Linked DNA regions of Homo sapiens: region 1 is linked to region 2. A link is a contact called in ENCODE Hi-C or POLR2A ChIA-PET data. All regions are on one chromosome and are shown on one strand. Each heading gives the region's core, a stretch centred on a gene start or an enhancer-like site at or near the end of the contact. The rest is flanking DNA. Distances are from core to core; before and after follow the strand shown.

Region 1 (6,570 bases), core at 3,238-5,737, 1.6 Mb before region 2:
CACAGGCATTGAATCCTCCCCGCACGCCCACGGGGGCAGGTCCTGTCGGCATCCCAGCTTACAATGGTGACACTGTGACTCAAGGGATGTGCAGGGGTTTGTCCCGGGCCACAGAACTAGGAAGTGATGGGGCCAGGTGTCAAACCCAGAAGGGCTGTACTTGACCGGTAGGAAGCCCTGGGGAGACAGAGCCAGGGGTTATAATGATCGGTTTCCTGGGCGAGTCTCTTGCCGTTATCTCACTGAAACCTCACAGCAGCCCTGCAAAGGTAGACACCATTATTATCTCTTTTCAACAGATGGAGAAAGTGAGGAGCTTGGCCAAGTTCTCAGAACTAGATGGGTTTTCAGCCCCAGCCAACTGACCCCAGGGCCTTGCCCTCCCAGCCACTACCCTTCCTGGTTACAGATGAGGAAATGGAGTTTGGGAGAAGCAAATGGTCTTGCAGAAGGGTTTAACATGTCACCTTGTTCTCCTATCCCGCCGTGAGAAAATGCCCCCATAGGCAGACGAGGTTCCCGTCACTCTGGTGGCTGTTTCAGCATAGCTCACTGCCCTGCACCACTACTCTGTGGCCATTAAGGCTTGAGGGCCCACAGCCAGATTCACTGTATTTGTGCAAAGTCATAGATGCAAACAAGACACTTCAAGGCATCCAGCTCCTGCAGCCTGGCCCATGGCCTGGGAGTCAGGGGCTGGACTTATTTCCCTGCATCTGCCCAGAGGTGTTTTGTGACCATCGCCAAGTCACTTCCCCAGTCTGGGCCTCAGTGTCCTCATGGGTAAAAACCAAGAACCTTGAATTCCATAATCCACCAGAGCACCTTCCAACATCCACAGATAAGCAAATGGCTGTTTGTAGCCATCCTCCCACCTAGCCTCCCTCGACTCCCATTGGAACGGATAAGACTGAGTAGGATTAGGTGGTGACAGGTCACTGCTCAGACAATCCCTCCCAAATCAGCTCATGCTTTAGCATCCTTCAAGGCAGGGTCTCCAGCCCAACCACTAACTCCAGTGGGCTAGGTACTCTGCCTATGCCCTCTGCAGAGCCTACTACAGTTGAATATCCAAAAGATTACCCAGAGGGTGAAAGAGGATTCGAAAGTGACACTCTGATAACCAGGTTGAGCCATTTGAAAGCGTCTTCTATTTCTGCAAGGCAGAGAAGTTTTGCAGCTTAACTGCCATGAGAATCATGGTTTTGGAGCAGGAAGCACCCACATAGATCATCTTATCCATTTCACATTCTAGTATACCGAGCCACACCCCACGCCCCACTCATGGTCATAGCTTTCTCTGCATTTGAGCCCCCAATTGCAGGGGACACATTACAAGTCTAGCACCTATTCCTCTCAATTCTGCAGCTCCAGTACCTAGAAGATGTAAATACAGATCATTCAATGTAAGTTTCAAAACAGTCCTTTCTCCGCAAGTTTATACGTATATAACAAATACACCAGCTGGGCGCAGTGGCTCACACCTGTAATCCCAGCACCTTGGGAGGCAGAGGAGGGCAAATCACCTGAAATCAGGAGTTTGAGACCAGCCTGGCCAACATGGCGAAACCCCGTCTCTACTAAAAATACAAAAATTAGCTTGGCGTGGTTGCGCATGCCTGTAATCCCAGCTACTTGGGAGGCTGAGGCAGGAGAGTCACTTGAACCCAGGGGGGTGGAGTTTGCAGTGAGCCAAGATTGTGCCACTGCACTCTATCCTGGGTGACAGAGTGAGACTCTGTCTCCCAAAAAAAAAGAAAAGTCTGTATTTTTGGAGACCCCCCCACCAGGTGCTAAGGGATAATGAACTGAAGATGGCAAAATGAGGAGGGCAACCAACCAAGAGACCATTCAACAATGGCAGTAGAAATAGTGAAAGGTAGGTGGACTGACCCCTGAGACTAATATATTGGGGTTGTAAATATTTGCATGATTATAAAACTTCAAAATGAGTGAGGTGTTGCCTGGCATCTGACCAGTTTGTTTCTGTGACCCAGCAGGGCTCTCAAAGTGAATTGCAAGTTCAAAGCCCAATTTTCTAGAAGAAAAAGACTGTTCATTTGAAGTGCTGTAAATGATTTGGTATTTACAATTCTAAATATTGGCCAGGCGTGGTGGCTTTTGCCTGTAATCCCAGCACTCTGGGAGGCCGAGGTGGGCAGATAACCTGAGGTCAGGAGTTCAAGACTAGCCTGGCCAACATGGCGAAACCCCGTCTCTACTAAAAATACAAAAATTAGCTGGGTGTGGTGACAGGTGCCTGTAATCCCAGCTACTTGGGAAGCTGAGGCACAAGAATCACTTGAACACAGGAGAGGGAGGGTGAAGCGGGCTGAAATCACTCCACTGTACTCCAGCCTGGGTGACAGAGAGAGACTCTGTCTCAAAAAAAAAAAAAAAAAAAAAAATCTAAATCTAAATATCCAATTTAATAGCTTGCAAGGGCAGTAAAGCCTAAGAAACAGGTAACTACTAATTTGGGGGTCAAGTGAGACAGTGAGAATCAATAACTAATAATTACATAGGTGATTTGTAAGCTGCCATGGGAGGAGCTGACAAACATTATCTTCGCTTTGGGTAAGTAAGGGAGGTTGGGTGGCACAAGCAAAGACCCAGCCAAGCTAGAGTCTGGACAGCAAGTTTGGACTTCACGCTTCCTCTTCCAAAAAATGAGAATAACAATTTGTAAAGATCAATTGAGTTAATAAAGTGCCTGGCCCTCAGTGGTAATTATTATTATTTTGTTATTGTTCTTGTTTGTTTTTTTGAGATGGAGTCTTGCTCTGTTGCCCATGCTGGAGTGCGGTGACGTAATCTCGGCTCACTGCAAGCTCCACCTCCCAGGTTCAGGCAATTCTCCCTGCCTCAGCCTCCCAAGTAGCTGGGATTACAGGCATGCGCTGCCATGCCCGGCTAATTTTGTATTTTTAGTAGAGACGGGATTTCTCCATGTTGGTCAGACTGGTCTCGAACTCCCGACCTCAGGTGATCTGCCCGCCTTGGCCTCCCAAAGTGCTAGGATTACAGGTGTGAGCCACCATGCCTGGCCATAATTATTATTTAGTCATATTTTAAGTATTTCAATGATAGATGGTTAGTTTTCTTCATATATTAATTAATGCACTACTTTTAAAACAAGTAGTTTAAATGATTTTGCTGTGATGAGAAAAATGAACCCAGGAAGCATAGTTTTATTAAAATTTGTCAGATAAATTAGTCAGATAATGTTAAATATACTTTTAGATGCTTAACACTTTTCAAAGGAAAAATATTAGTATTAATTTTCTCCAAGAGTTGAGTGATGAAGCTCTTTAACCTGAAGTTTACTATGCCTCATTTTTTCATCAGGCTCTGGGTAAGTCTTATCCCAAAAGAACCTCTAGGGATGCTAGGAGAATAGATGATGCAACTGACTTCAGGGCCTGAAAACAAAGGGACCCAATAGATATTTACTGAATGAATCATTATTTTATTCATTATTATTGCTATAGGGAGCATACTGCACTAAAGCAAATTCCTACTAACACTTGAAGCCTTGAAATTTTGAGAAAAATATAATACCAAAACTTTTTTTTTTTTTTAATACTAATTCTACTCAACTTTCACGCTCAAGTTTTTGGCCCTTTGGCGTGAAGGAGACGCAGTGGCTGGAAATGACCAAGCGGTTGGAGATCTCTTTGCCGCATACCTGGGAGGCACTGTCCTGACAGCCAACTAAGTATGCAGAGGACTTCAGACAGGGCATCGCCTCCCAGGGCTGTACAAGCCCACCCAAGCCATCTACCGGGGGGCGAAGTCCTGACCAGATGCGGGGCGAACGACCGCGCCCGCGAGATGCCAGGAACCCGTTTTACCCCAAAGTGGGCCAGCGGGGCCCGGCCTTCGCTCCAGCGGCGCAGAGCTGACTCAGGACGTGGGGAGGGAGGAAAGGCGCCTGCTGCGGTGTCCACCCTGACGCGCACCCCAATATGCAGGTTATCGATCTGCGCCTTCGCCTCGGGATCACCTCCTTTCCCAAAGAGAGAGGGCCCCAAAGTGGGCGAAGCCTCACTCCTGCCCCCGCCCCACTTCTATCAATAACACCTATTCCCTGGAGGTGCCCTGCGCTTTAGTTTCCAAAGAGCTCTGACATATGGATCTGCTGCCGTGGAGAGGCAGGCCCGCAGGTGTTCACTTCATAGAAGGGAAACAGAAGCACGGCAGTGGGAAGGGTTTCTGGGGGCATCTGGAGCCGCAAGGGGGGGCCGGCGGGTTCCGCAGCAGCACCCCCTCTCCCCCCACGCGGGTCCCCAAGCTTGCCCCGAGCCACCCGAGGAGGACGCCTCCCCGCAGCCGCTGCCTCCACCCCGGCAACCCCTCCAGCACGACCCCCGACCCAGCCGCTCCGGTGCCGGCCACTTGGGCAAATACCTCTAGCCATGGCTCCACTCTGTCACCGCCTGGGATCTCCCGGGAAACCCAGCTTTCGAAAAAAGTTGCAACAACTCAGCCAACTGCTCCGCCGGGCTCCAGCTGCTCGCCCCGATTGGCGCCGCCTCCCGCCTCTCCGCAGGCTGCCCGTAGTGATAGGCCAACTCGGAGAAAGGCCCCGCCCTTCTCCCGCCTCTTCGGCGGCGGGGCGTGTCCAGCCGCCGCAATAACTGCAAACGCTTTCCCGACAGGTCCCGGCGGAGGAGGTGGGAGGGGTGTTTAAATTTGACCGTCGCCAGACGTTGAATGGCTGCGATGGAAGACACCCGAGCTGCCATTGGGAGGCCCCAGATTCCTCCCCCTCCCGCTGCTGAAGCTCCGCCTCCGGAGCGTGAGTAGCCCGGCTGGAGCCCTGGGCTCCGAGCCGACCGGATCTGGGACTTCCGGTTCTCTGTGGGCTTGACCGGAACCCGACCTTTGACCCCTCGATCTTCCCTTAAGAGCTGGGAAACCTGAGTCTCCCAGCAGTTTAGCAACTCCAGCACACCGACCTCTCCAGCAGTTTGATCCATTCATTCTCAGGTTTGAAAGGTTTTGGCCGGGCGCGGTGGCTCATGCCTGTAATCCCAGCACTTTGGGAGGCTGAGGCGGGCGGATCACCTGAGGTCCGTGGTTCGAGACCAGCCTGACCAATATAGAGAAACCCAGTCTCTACTAAAAATACAAAATTAGCCGGGCGTGGTATCGCATGCATGTAATCCCAGCTACTCGGGAGGCTGAGGCCGGAGAATAGCATGTAATCCCAGCTACTCGGGAGGCAGAGGTTACGGTGAGCCGAGATCGCGCCATTGCACTCCAGCCTGGGCAACAAGAGCGAAACACTGTCTCAAAAAAAAAAAAAAAAAAAAAGGTTTATTGAATATTCCAGTATTCAAAACCCGGCCGGGCGCGGTGGCTCACGCCTGTAATCTCAGCACTTTGGGAGGCCGAGGCGGGTGGATTACGAGGTCAGGAGATCGAGACCATCCTGGCTAACACGGTGAAACCCCGTCTCTACTAAAAATACAAAAAAAATGAGCCGGGCGTGGTGGCGGGCGCCTGTAGTCCCAGCTACCTGGGAGGCCGAGGCAGGACAATGGCGTGAACCCGGGAGACAGAGCTTGCAGTGAGCCGAGATCACGCCGCTGCACTCCAGCCTGGGCGACAGAACGAGACTCCGTCTCAAAAAAAGAAAAAAAAAAAAACCCACAGACACAACTCCTACCAACTAACTGGGTCAGTAGGGAAGGTCCTTCCAGGACCGCAAAGATCCTAATGCTTCACACCCACCCATTTTACAGATGGGGCAATAGAGGAAGCGGGTCACTTACGCGCTGCCCAAGGTCACCCAGCAATGTAATTGCAGGGCCTGGGTCAGTCTCTCCACTGTTCAAACACTAAATGGCTACCTTATCCCGAGGGAAGCAAGTATTCGCTGTTCCCCTCTGAGAGAGGGGGCTCAGTCAGTATGTTCCCAGAGAATCAGGTGTCCTGGAGTGTCTGCTTTGGACTCAGGGAAGGCGTCCAGTTACTACTGCTCTTCCCTGGGGCCCCTCCCAGGGGTGTGGGACGAGGTCACTAATCCATCCTGTCTCTTTGGTAATTGAAAAGGTTTTGGAGACCCAACCATTGCCCAAAGACTCTTCCAAAGCACCAGGAAAATAGGAAAGGAAAATAAAATGATATATGTGAAAGCACTGGGAAAGGTAGAAAAGGACACTTTTGTCACAAAGTCACTGTGTCACTTGGCACATCAGTTCAGCTCTCTGGCCTTCCATTTCCCTACCTGTCAAATGAAGGAGCTGGTGCCGTAATCTCCAACATGCCTTACAGCTTCCATAAATATGTGGAAGTGTGGCAGTGTGCAGTGGCTCTCACCTGTAATCCCAGCACTCTGGGAGGCCGAGGCAGGTGGATCACGAGGTCAGGAATTCAAGACCAGCCTGACCAACATGGTGAAAACCCCGTTTCTACTAAAAATACAAAAATTAGCCAGGCGTGGTGGTGCGTGCCTGTAATCTCACTACTCAGGAGGCTGAGGCGGAGAAGTGCTTGAACCCGGGAGGCAGAGGTTGCAGTGAGCCAAGATCGTCCCACTGCAATCCAGCCTGGGCACCAGAG
Region 2 (3,414 bases), core at 915-3,414:
AGAAATTGGGGGGCCGGGATGAGAGAACTGGTCCCCCTCCCCATGGGCAGACCCCTTTCTCGAGGCACTTGTCAAACTCCAGGGCTGGGGCCCCGTCTGACAGTTGGCCGGGGGATCGGGCGGGGGGTCCCTGGCCGCTAGGCGCGTCTCCCCGGACACGACGCGGGGCACGGCTGGGGGGGCGCGCCGGCTACTCACCGCCAGGCTGAAATGCTGCCCATCGTAGCGGTACAGTTTATGATGCCCCTTTTTCAGAGCCGGGTCAATCATCAACTTGTAACTTCTCCAATGGTGGTTCCTCCTCTCGCCCGAAGGGCCGGGCTGCGGCGGGGGCTGCTGGTGGTGGTGGTGGGGGGGGTGACTGTTCTCCATGCCGTTAACCCAACCTGAAAACCAGCAAGTTGTTGTCGTCTCCGCCGCGGCGGCGGCGGCGGCCGCTTCTACACACACGCGAAAGAATCCAATCGGCAGGCCCCCACCCCCTCCCACCTTGCCAGCGCGCCCCGAAAGGAGCTGTCTCGCTGGCTCCCCCCAAAACAAGAATGGAGCGAGAGAATAACCCTTCCGGGAGAATTACGCGCCCGCCCGCTCGGCCACCGTCTCGGGGCGGCAGCGAGGGGCTCCCGGGGGTCCCCTGGGCGGGCTGGCGGGGCCCGGGGCGCCCGGAGGACGCGGACTCCGGCCCATGGTGCCCGCCCGGCCGCCCGGCGTGGCGCTCACCCGCTAGCTCGGCCCGGCTCTGGCGCGAGGCTGGCGGCAGGGCCTGGCGGCGCCGCCGCCCGCCCGCCCGCTCGCCCGCTCGGGCCAGGGCCGGGGCCGGGGGCTTGGGCCGCCCGGCTGCCGGCCGCGGCCTCTCCCTCCCCGAGCCGCGCTTACATCCCCGCCGGGCGCCGGCCTCCCTGCGCCGCCAGCCAGTACATGGTGTCCCCCGAGGGAGCCGAGGCCGGGGCGGCCGGACCGGGGGCCAGGAAGGGGGGGCGCCGCCGCCGCGGCTGCCGGGCCCGGAGCTGCTGCCGCTGCCGCCGCCGCTGCTGCTGCTGCTGCCCGGGAGGCGGCTGGCGGCGGAGGCTCGGCTCCCAGTAGCCGCACATCCCACAATACACCGCTAAGGAGCCCGACCCGAGCGCTCACCCTCCTCCTCTTCCTCCTCCTCCTCCTCTTCCTCCTCCCCTCTCCTTCCTCGCCGCTTCCCCAGGCACTCTCCCGGCGGCGGCAGCTGCGCCGCCAAAGCCCCGGGCCCCAGCGGCCCCCCACCCCTCACTCGCGCGCTCCCACACTGCCTCCCCCTCCCCGGGGGAAGGCCTTTTAATTTATTTATTTTTCTGGGACTGGGGTGGGGGTCTTGGCTGGCGGGGGAGGGGGTCTCCCCGGGCTCTACCTCCCGCGGCCGGGACTACCCTCAGAGCCGCGACCGCCGCGGCGTGCGTCCCGGGCCTGCAAAACTGTTTCCAAACTGCCCGGGCCGGAGGCGGGCGCGCGGGGCCCGGGGAGATGGCTGGGGTCTGGGGGGCCGAGGGTGTGTGTGGACGCTGGGAGCCGCGGGGGGAGGCCGGCGTCGACTCAGAGGAGTTGCAATCGAGGTATCTGCGCTCCGGCTTCCTCCTGCGGCCCGCGACCCCCTCCCCGGAGCTGAGCTGGGGAAGGGAGACCAGGGTTCACCACGTTAGCATTCGCATTCCTGGGAGGATGCAGCCCTCGCCTGGACCTGGGCGATAGACGCCTTCTTCTGTTTTTATTTTTGGAGGGGAGCGCCCTGTAATTGTCCTGAACACATGCTTCCCCCCCTTCCTCCAGCCACCCGCGGAGGAGAGAGTCCCCCTTTTTTGCATTTATCTTTTCCTTCCCCTTTCTTTATTAAAGGTCCGGGAGTGGCGGCGGCCAATCAGCGCGCGGCTTCCATTTTGTGAGTTCAACTCCGAGGCTCCCGGGCTTCGCGAGGACGCGTTTGCAGCCCCCTCTGCCGCTCCTCTCTGGCGGCCGAGGCGCAGGAGCCGCCTCGCCGGGGCTCGGAGCTGGTGTAGCTCATATTGGGGCTCTTTTCGGGGTTTGTAATTTGGCCGTGGGTAGGTAATTGGCTGGAGCAGGGCGGCAGGGCGCGGCAGCCAATCAGCGCGCGGCTTCTATAGGGCTTGAGTTATTAGACGCTGATCTCAAAACATCCTTCATCAGACACGAAGGAGAGGCCAACAGATGAGGGAAGCCATTTTTCTGCAATGGAATTAAATGGCCAAGTGGGTTTTTCCTTTGTTGCAAATGGGGAATGTTTTTCCTTTGACTCTACCATCCAGTTCAGGACGTCTCAGTGTGTTTAACATTTGTCAACAGGCCCAAGGACTCACAGTTGGAAGACTGGAGAAGACTTTTTAAAAAGATCTGGATTTTTCCTTATGACTTGGAATCCATCTTTGTCTTGTATAACTAGGTCATAGCACACCATTCATGTCAGCAGTTAACAGTTTTGAATTCCAAAAAAACCTAAGTAAATGACATATTTTTTTTCCTCTTTTTGTTCTATGGGTGGGTGGGGGGAGCTTGGAGCTGTCTTAATCTGTATTCTCTTGACTGAACAATAAATTTTTAAATATATCTAGTTTCCTCTATTAAACACTTAAACCTGGCCATCTTATTAACTCCTTCTCTCTTTTTAACAAGGTAATGTTTTAAATGTATATAGCTTTAGGACTAGCGAAATGGCAGCAACAAAAAATTGTGAGCAGTTGTTACTCTTTTAGTTTTTAAAAAACCTTTTACATTGTAAGTACCCAATCCATTCTGTCCTGACGCAGTACAGTTTTGATGTTAATGTTGCTGAGATGTCCTTAATTTTCCGAACCTTCATCTGCATGTATGTCTTTGTCTCTCTTGTCTAATATAAGCCAGTTAAGATGCTTGAGACGATCTTGCTTTATAAAGCTAAGGTTCTAGCTTTATGCTTTTGAAAATGTTTACAGCACTAAATGCTAGTCAGCTTTCTTCCCCGTAGCTTGTACACTTTCTTTGAAAATCGATCTATTTGAAGAAAAACAGCCCTGTTTTTCTCGTCTTTGGTGTTGGGGGTTGGGGGGAGCTGGTGGGTGAGGGAAAGGAAGACCTTTTCTTTGTGTAGAGAGACTAAAGCCGTCACAGGAAACTAGATTAAAACTGGAAAACAAGTCCTAGCTGGTTCCAGCAAACACCAACGTTAAGTGGGGGGTATTTTCTATGGTGGTTGGGCGGCTGGTGCGTCTTGTGCCTTTTGTTTGATTTGACTGTATTTTCGCCTTTTGTCTCTTAATGACGATCACACCATTGCTATATCCAGAGCAGTAAACAGTCCTCAGCGAAGCCGCCTTTTTGCCTACCCAACCCTGGAAAGTTTGCAGAAGTGGAAGGAGCAGAACGTGAGGGTGTAACTTACAAAAAGGTAATAAGAAC

The links. Hi-C counts contacts between places; a loop is a spot of excess contacts on that map. ChIA-PET counts read pairs that join two places held with the same protein, here RNA polymerase II (POLR2A). Pooled maps may share reads with other maps.
Region 1: a pooled map shows a loop between it and region 2 (6-fold over the local background). The contact joins the promoter of KMT5A here to the promoter of LINC01089 in region 2. A Hi-C loop is called at or near these places in 1 of 37 single-sample maps with no recorded cell type and 9 of 50 pooled maps. POLR2A ChIA-PET finds 5 or more read pairs at or near these places in 1 of 52 experiments (GM12878).

What each region holds. Positions count from the first base shown.
Region 1 is chr12:123,382,049-123,388,618 of GRCh38, reverse strand. It overlaps KMT5A (lysine methyltransferase 5A), which reads right to left and starts at 4,487. Exons shown (of 8, transcript NM_020382.7): 1 at 4,411-4,487. The coding sequence starts at 4,420. RefSeq lists enhancers at 3,857-4,016, 4,857-5,076, 4,599-5,329 and silencers at 4,197-4,366, 5,294-5,516.
Region 2 is chr12:121,801,696-121,805,109 of GRCh38, reverse strand. LINC01089 (long intergenic non-protein coding RNA 1089) reads left to right here and starts at 2,164. Exons shown (of 4, transcript NR_152740.1): 1 at 2,164-2,479; 2 at 3,302-3,403. SETD1B (SET domain containing 1B, histone lysine methyltransferase) reads right to left here and starts at 1,101. Exons shown (of 17, transcript NM_001353345.2): 1 at 877-1,101; 2 at 199-386. The coding sequence starts at 372. RefSeq lists silencers at 807-866, 907-1,036, 1,307-1,556.